3 separate regions of the Mus musculus genome follow, and regions 2 and 3 are each linked to region 1. The links are chromatin loops, found by intact Hi-C in ENCODE. Cell type or tissue: heart. All regions are shown on one strand.

The links. Peaks named below come from ENCODE experiments on the same cell type or tissue, not always from the same donor. Only the 100,000 strongest peaks of a DNase experiment are listed, where the experiment ranks them.
Region 2: a loop joins it to region 1, with 2.4 times the contacts of the local background. A loop is called at or near these places in 8 of 42 quality-filtered maps.
Region 3: a loop joins it to region 1, with 5 times the contacts of the local background. A loop is called at or near these places in 8 of 42 quality-filtered maps.

Annotation. Positions count from the first base shown.
Region 1 is chr4:46,507,193-46,509,692 of GRCm38, forward strand. It overlaps Trim14 (tripartite motif-containing 14), which reads right to left. Exons shown (of 6, transcript NM_029077.4): 6 at 1-235. Among named protein-coding and RNA genes, the nearest start is that of Gm22247, 13 kb to the left of the region's middle. In heart, a CTCF peak has its summit at 1,073 (motif pointing right); DNase peaks (open chromatin) are centred at 239 and 1,079; H3K4me3 peaks cover 1,166 bases; H3K27ac peaks cover 663 bases.
Region 2 is chr4:46,600,829-46,603,328 of GRCm38, forward strand. Coro2a (coronin, actin binding protein 2A) reads right to left here and starts at 1,101. Exons shown (of 12, transcript NM_001164804.1): 1 at 989-1,101. In heart, a CTCF peak has its summit at 1,418 (motif pointing right); DNase peaks (open chromatin) are centred at 603 and 1,243; H3K4me3 peaks cover 1,485 bases; H3K27ac peaks cover 905 bases; H3K27me3 peaks cover 2,500 bases.
Region 3 is chr4:46,610,279-46,612,778 of GRCm38, forward strand. The region is part of intron 9 of Tbc1d2 (TBC1 domain family, member 2); the gene reads right to left. Among named protein-coding and RNA genes, the nearest start is that of Gm31850, 4.7 kb to the left of the region's middle. In heart, a CTCF peak has its summit at 1,131 (motif pointing right); a DNase peak (open chromatin) is centred at 1,103; H3K27me3 peaks cover 1,014 bases.

The DNA of each region.
Region 1 (2,500 bases):
GACGGGTACGCCGCGCCCACCCACCAGCCCACACCGGCCTCCTGCACGTCCACCTCCCAGTAGTGGCGTCCGGCTGCGAAGCCGTCGCGGCCCAGCACCTGCCGCAGCGCGTCGAACCGCGGCGCGGGACGCGGCCCCAGGCGACCCAGCAGCGAGCAGCGGACTGTCAGACCGTCCGGCGACAGGCGCAGGCGCGCGTGCATCGTGTCCGGGTCCAGCGTTGGCGTACGGGCGTCTGCAGAGGGGGCGGGGAGGACAGCTGTCAGAAAGCCTGGGCGGAGCCACGTGGGGCCCGCCCACCTCGGCCTGAGCGTGCGTCCGCGGAGAGGGGCGGGGAAAGGCAGTCTGATAGGCGGGGGCAAAGAAGCCCCGCCCCGCCCCGCCCCGCCCCGCCCCGCCCCGCCCCGCTCCCTTTCCAAGCTCTGGTTCCTACCGGAGCCAAAAAGTTCGGTGGGAATCAAAAAGCTGTTGGGCAGGGTGAGAGGGAAACTGAGGTTTTTTACACGCTCTATGCGGCTTGACTTTGGATCGTGGAAATTATTGCTAATAAAAAGAAAAGAAAAGAAAAGAAAAGAAAAGAAAAGAAAAGAAAAGAAAAGAAAAGAAAAGAAAAGAAAAGAAAAGAAAAAAGAAAAGCAATCTTACTGCCGAGGAAGGAGGAGCACATTTTTAATCCCACCAGTCAGGAGACAGAGGCAGAGGTTCTGCGAGTTGGAGGCCGGCCTAGTGAGGTCTACATAGTAGCACGTTGCAAGACAGGCAGAGATACATAAAGAGACCCAGTCAAAAAAAGAGAAAGAAAAATGGAAACTCTTAAACCATTAGGACTCGGTTGCATGTCCTCTGACCTTTTAATCCCTTAATTTTGAGGCTTATATTTGGTCCTAATTTTGGTATCATGCTATGCATGCTCTTAGGCAACCTACTTTTAAAAACTTAATGGCATATTCGTGACACACGCTTGAATCATATCAAACATATTTCAGTGGTGATACTAGTTTGTGTGTGTGTTTATTTTATGGGCGTTGAGTCGCGCTTTACGTGCAGCTCAGTGTAATGTGCAGTGCCAGCAGGGGCCAGAAGAAGGCGCCAGATTCCCTGCAACTGGAGTTACAGAGGGTTGTGAGCAAAAGTTCTTAAACCACAGGGCTTGCTTTCCAGTCTCTGAAGTTAGAAGATTTTCTATGCTAAACACTTAGAAACGGAGACAGTTGTCATCCTTTCGTGTAGTAAATGCGGGAACACAAAGAAGGCGTCTAGAACTTTCAGTTTCTTGGTGGGAAGGAGATGAAGGAACGTTTACTTCCCCTTTGTTCAGTGTGCTTCTCTTTAAAAGCATTTTATTTTTCAAATGTTTCTTTTTTTAAAAAATGTGTGCTTAATGATACCACTTTGAGAAATTACTCCTGGGGGCTGGAGAGATGGCTCAGTGGTTAAGAGCACCGACTGTTCTTCCAGAGGTCCCGAGTTCAATTCCCAGCAACCACATGGTGGCTCACAACCATCTGTCATGGAATCTGATGCCCTCTTCTGGGTTGTCTGAAGACAGCTACAGTGTACTCATATAAATAATAAATAAATAAAACTTGAGAGAGAGAGAGAGAGAGAGAGAGAGAGAGAGAGAGAGAGAGAGAGAAAGTTACTCCTGAAGATATGCAGCAAATAAGGCATATTTATCCCCTCATTTGTTCAATGCACTAATGTAACAAATGGAACAGTATTGGTGGTTTCAAGCTGGGCCCTGCTGATGTAAGTTTGAAGCTCACTTGGGCTACAGAGGAAAACCATGTCTTAAAACAACAAGAAAAACAAAACAAAACAAAACAAAACCCCAGCAACTTTTAATAGAGTTGCTGTGAGCTTTGGGGGTAACTTGTAAAAGCTGTGTGTCTTGAGAAAAATAAGTGTTCCTGTGATGTGTTAGCTGGCGGCTTTTAAAATAGCAATATTGAAATGGGGTGTTGTTGTTATACTATTACATAAAGTTACAAAAGATTATAACTTGGTGCTACTTTAAAATACCTTGACAGTTTTATTTTGTTTCATTTTTGTTTTGGTTTTCGTTTTTTTGTTTTGTTTTGTTTTGTTTTGTTTTATAGATAGGGTTCTTCTGTGTAGCCCCACCTGTCCAAAAACTCACTGTGTAGACCAAACTGGCCTTGAATTTAGAGATTAGCCTACCTCTGCCTTCTGAGTACTGGGATTAAAGGTTTGTGCCATCACCAACCACTAAACATATTTTTGGTTTTTTGAGACAGGGTTTCTCCATGTAACAGAGCTCTGTGACCTGGAACTTGCTTTGTAGACCAATCTGACTTAGAACTCTCAGAGATCCGCCTGCCTCTGCCTCCTGAGTGCAGGGATTAAAGGCGTGCACCACCACTACCTGGTGACACTATTTTTAAAAGTCTGAAAGAGAAATCTGTGGAAACACTGACCGCAGTTAACTTTGGGTAAAATAGCTTTTTTCTTTTGGTTTTTTAATTTATGATTTTCTTCA
Region 2 (2,500 bases), 94 kb after region 1:
TTATGAACAAGTCCCTGGAGCATTCGCAGAAGAGCAGGCTCTGAGACAGAAGGGCCACATGCTAGCTAAGGGACACTATCAGGATTGCAGCCACAGTGGGACCAGATTCCCCAGTTTCGCTAGTGAGAGTCCCCATCTCGAGAAGAATGCAACATAAGACCTTCATCAAAAGGCATCTTATAGAACTTCCCAGCCCTACACCAGAGGTCTTTAAAGATCCTGGAGTCACTGCACCCCTAGATACATGCTCAGTCCCCCAACCCCCGGAGACACTGTTTTCCTGGCAAGTGGACTGAGGACCGAGTGTGGTAGTACCAACCCTGTCCCACCAGGCTGGTACGCAGAACTGGGCTCCGGCAGCTGGCCAGGGCGCGGACCAGGACGTCCTTCTCCATTGCCCGAATGCAGGTGGGTGTTTGCTCGGCTCGGGTCCAGGCAGGTCTGAGGCTGAGATCTGGCCATTGCCAGCGCGGGGCTCCTCCTCCAGCTCCAGGCGATGAGCCTGGTCTGGGTAGCAGACTGCTCGCCCCACCCGCGCGCCCAGGTCGCCTCGGCAGGGACTCAGGGATGCTTCCTCCTCCACCGTTTCCCGGGACTGGAAGCTGAGGCCCCCGCGGGTAACCCAGCCAGGACAGGAACAATCACGACTCGGGTCCACGGGGCACCTGGGCCACACCGGGGCCTGTCGAGACTGGCTGCCGCGCCCAGGGCGGGCCGCTCACCGCCGCAAGAGGCGCGGGCGGTAAGGACTGGCCCCTAACCTCTGGAGCGCGAACCTGGGGGTCGCTGCTCCTAGTCACCCACTGAGGGAGCGGCCGCACCAGTATCCCGATGGGGAAACTGAGGACTGGAGCGGGGCAGAGCTTTGTGTGAGATCGTGCGGGGGTCTGGAGGATAGGTCTCCGCGACGCCGGGGACAGCATCCCTCCCGCCACAGAGCCGCAGCCCGGGCGCAGCGAGCGTCCCGCCCGGCCCGGTCCCACCCTACCTTGTTGGCTGCCGCGCAGGTGGCGGCGGCGGCGGCTCCGGCTCCCGCTCCGCGCTTCGCGCCGCCCGCCGAGTCCCCGCGCCCAGTGCCGCCGCCTCCCCGCGCAGCCCGGCGGGCGGGACCGGGCCGGGCGGGGTCGGGGCGGGGCGGGACGGAGAGGCCCCGCCTGTGCGCCGCCCGTCGCCCGCAGCTCGGTTCCCGTCCCGCGTGCACACACTCTCGCCTCCGACACGCTCTCGCCGCAGGCTTTGGGTGGGACTCGGGTCCCGAACCTCAGTTTCCCCTTGCTGAGATGGAGACTGTCATCGCGCCTGCCTCCCAGATGGCTCGAAGCTGGATCCCGCAGCGAGCGCCGGGACCGCAGCTCTGCAGGCGGCGGGAGAACTGGAGAGCGGAGGGCGGCTGCGCATCCGGGAGATCCTTCCCACTGCTGCCATTAGGGGGCGCTGCGTCCAAGCCGCTCCCTCTTTCAGCCGGGTGCTCACTGAATATGGAAGATAGGACGTCATATCTTTCATAATAACCACGCCACACCACCTGTCTTGGAAAGTGTTCTTCGTGTCTTGTAGTGATGTGTTTGGTGGGGGGCGGGGGGGAGGAGGGAGACTAGCACTGTACCTGGCACAAAGTAGGTATTGTATATATTGTTAACTAAGAACACAATTTATTACATTTGATCTACCAACGCCTTCAATGTAGTCATAATACTCCCATTTCATAGACAAGAAGTTGAGACTTTAGCTGAGTTCTTGGTAGGCTCTATAACAAATTTAATGTGTGTGTGTGTATGATTTGTGATGGTGGGATTGAACATTAGGACCGTGCATATGCTTGCCAGGCAAGTATTCTACCTTTGAGCTACACTGTGAGACCTCTCCTCTTTTTCTGAAACAAGAGTTCACTAAATTGCTTAGGTTGGCTTTGAACTAGCCATCTTCCTCCCTCAGCCTCTAGGAGCTGGGATTGTAGGACTACACCACCACACTCAGCTCTGGTGAGTCCTTGATCACTTTAGAACAGCAGTCGCTAAAGCCTTCCTCTAGTTCCTGCTGAACCACAGGGCCCTGGGCCGGTTTTCTTCCTAGAGCTGTGGGTTTCCCACGTCTGAATTCCCCCTGCATCCCGCTTGGAGCTGCACTGGCAGAAGCACACAGCGCACAACCGCAGCAGTTGGACCTTTGCCCTCAAGGGTCCATGGTAATCTAAAACATTTTTGTCACTTTTTAACGAGTGTGTGTGTGTGTGTGTGTGTGTGTGTGTGTGTGTGCAAACTTTCAGAAGTTAGTTCTTTCCTTTCATCTTATTTCTGCAATGCTACATATTCCTGGCTGACTGTCCCTGAGCTATCGGGCAATATATCAGATGCCTCCCATCTCCAAGTAGGAGGGCTGCATTCAGCTTTTTACATGGTTCCTGGGGACAGGTCTCAGGCTGCCTGGCTCCTGAGACAGCACTATCACCCTCTTAGGCATTTTACCAGCCCATTTATTAATTTTTTTAAGGAGGGTCCCA
Region 3 (2,500 bases), 100 kb after region 1:
GCTCTTAACCTCTGAGCCATCTCTCCAGCCCTGATTATTATTACTCTTATTAATTATTTTGAGACAGTCTGGCCTAGAACTTGCAATCCTCTGGCCGCAGTCTGCGGGTGTTGGCATTGCAGGCGTGCACCACCCCAGCCTGCACTGCAGAGCCTTGCAGAGCCTTGCAGAGCCAAGTGTTTGTTTATGTGTCTTGGGGTTCTTCATGGTTTGCGTTCATGGCCTCCATTTCCTTTTGAGGTTCATGGCTTAGAACAGGACTGTTTCCCCCCAAACAAGGAACGTGCGCCCTTCCTCCTCAGCCGATTGCTCGCATCGGGAACGACCCGCTCCTCGCCCTGTCTGGCTCTGCCTTCCATGGGTATTTACACAAACCCTCCTGACTCTGAGCTGAGTGCAAAAAGAGAAAAACAGCCACAGGTCTCCTGGGACATTGGAGGCTCTTGGAGCAGGGGGAGGGGACCCATAGAGGTCACCAGGTTCAAGAACAGAAAATGTCCTGTGTGACAACTACCACTCCGTCCGTGACCAGGGGAGACACATGTAATCAACCATGGAACTTTTGGCTGTTGAGCCTGAACACTACCCTAGACATTCCTTCAAACGGGTCTCTGGTAGGTTCTTCTTATGGGTTACCTCTGGTCCAGGCAAACATCTTACTGCACAGATGGGGAGAGCGGAACTCAGAAGGCAAAAGTGGCCATCACTTAAGATCATCTCGGCAGAGGGGACCAATCCCGGATGCCCAAGTCCAGCCTGCTGCTGTCTGTCCTAACCCACCCTTTTCCCACAAAGCTCAGGATGTCCTCAGATCAGGAACTCCAGGCTGTATTGTCTTAGACTTCTGCATACAGATGGCCAGTTATTGGAGGGTGGTTCCTGCCAGGACTCACCACTGCTGAGGGGGGGGGGGGGAGTACAATGGGACACCACCTGAACAGGCCTGCAAAGGCATGTGCAGAGGGCGGCAAGAATGACATTTAGTGCACTCACATTATTCTCATGGGGAAATGGACTTCAAATGCTTGCTCTGAGCTGGCAACACACATCTCTGCATTATCTGTAACCCTAGGAACAAGCTGCCTTAGGTGAACTGTTTATTCGGCCACAGTGCATGCAGTTCTAAGATTGACCACTAGATGGCGACACAGACAGCCATAAGGGACTTGAAGCTGCAAAAAACATTACCTCTCTTGAGATCAAGGCAGGCTCTAGTGTACATAGCTTTCTATTTAAAGCAATAACATAAATATTTGCGTGGATACCAATTATGTGTGCTTGCATATCAATTTAAGCAAAGGTTTCCTCAAGAGATACACTGAAAGGCACCTGCCCCCTTTTGCTTCAAGTGTCCTCCTGTGGCCACCTTCTTGTTGGTCTTACTTCCCTCTATACCAGGGCATTCTGTTCCTGAGGCTCCTACCATGACAGCTTTCCCTGTCCTTTAGCCATTAGCCAACCTCTGGAGTTCAGATCCCCTGTGTGGCTAAGGCCTCCGGCCTCTGTAAAGGACACTGGATTAGAAAAGCTTTGGGGGTAGCCCAGCTCCCACTTAGAGGGTGGGTTGTAGGAAGGACTGGGCATGGGCCAATCCAGGGCCAGAGGCTGCTGGGCTGCCACGCACAGTGAAATTCTGGACAGCTTCTATAAGCTCAGGTCTCAGCTGGAAGATGGGGCCCCCACCTCCACCTGCAGGGTCAGAGCTTAAAACTCACCACTCACCTAATCCCGGAGCTTCTGGTCCTCATAGCTTCTGTTTCCATTTTATTTTATTTTATTTTTGAAAGTTCTGGGGGTTAAACTCAGGGCCTTGCATCCTACCATTGAGTCACGGCCTTGGGTTCCTCTCCTTTCCTTTCCTTTCCTTTCCTTTCCTTTCCTTTCCTTTCCTTTCCTCTCCTCTCCTCTCCTCTCCCTCCCCTTTTCTTTTTCTTTTTTGAGACAAGGTAGTCCCTACATCATGCAAGCTGTCCTTGAACTCAACTCTAGTCCAGGCAGAAAGGCCGTGAACTTGTGATTCTCCTGCTCCGGCTTCTTGTGGTGCTAAGATTTTTGGTCTCTGTCACCAGCCTATCTTTACGCCACCTACTCCTGATTTTTGGTCAAGAACTCACTAGCACTCACTGCTTTATTTGCTCTCATGTGTATCTACGTGTTCTTACGTGGGGTTATGTGCACCACGTTTATATACGTGTCCATGAAGGCCAGAAGACCGCATCAGATCCCCTAGAGCTGGAGTTATGGGTGGTTTCAGGCCACCGTATGGCTGCTGGGAACCTGAGCCTTGTCCTCCGACATAGTTTAACTGCTGCCAGACTATGCTGGCTAGAGTTTTGTCAACTGGACATAGCTAGAGTCATTTGGGAAAAAGGAATTTCAAATGAGAAAACACCTACAGGCCAGCTGGGGAAGGCATTTTCTTCGTTAGCATTTGCTGTGGGAGGGCTTGGCCTACTGTGGGTGGGGCCACCTCTGGGCAGGTGGTCCTGGGTGCTGTAAG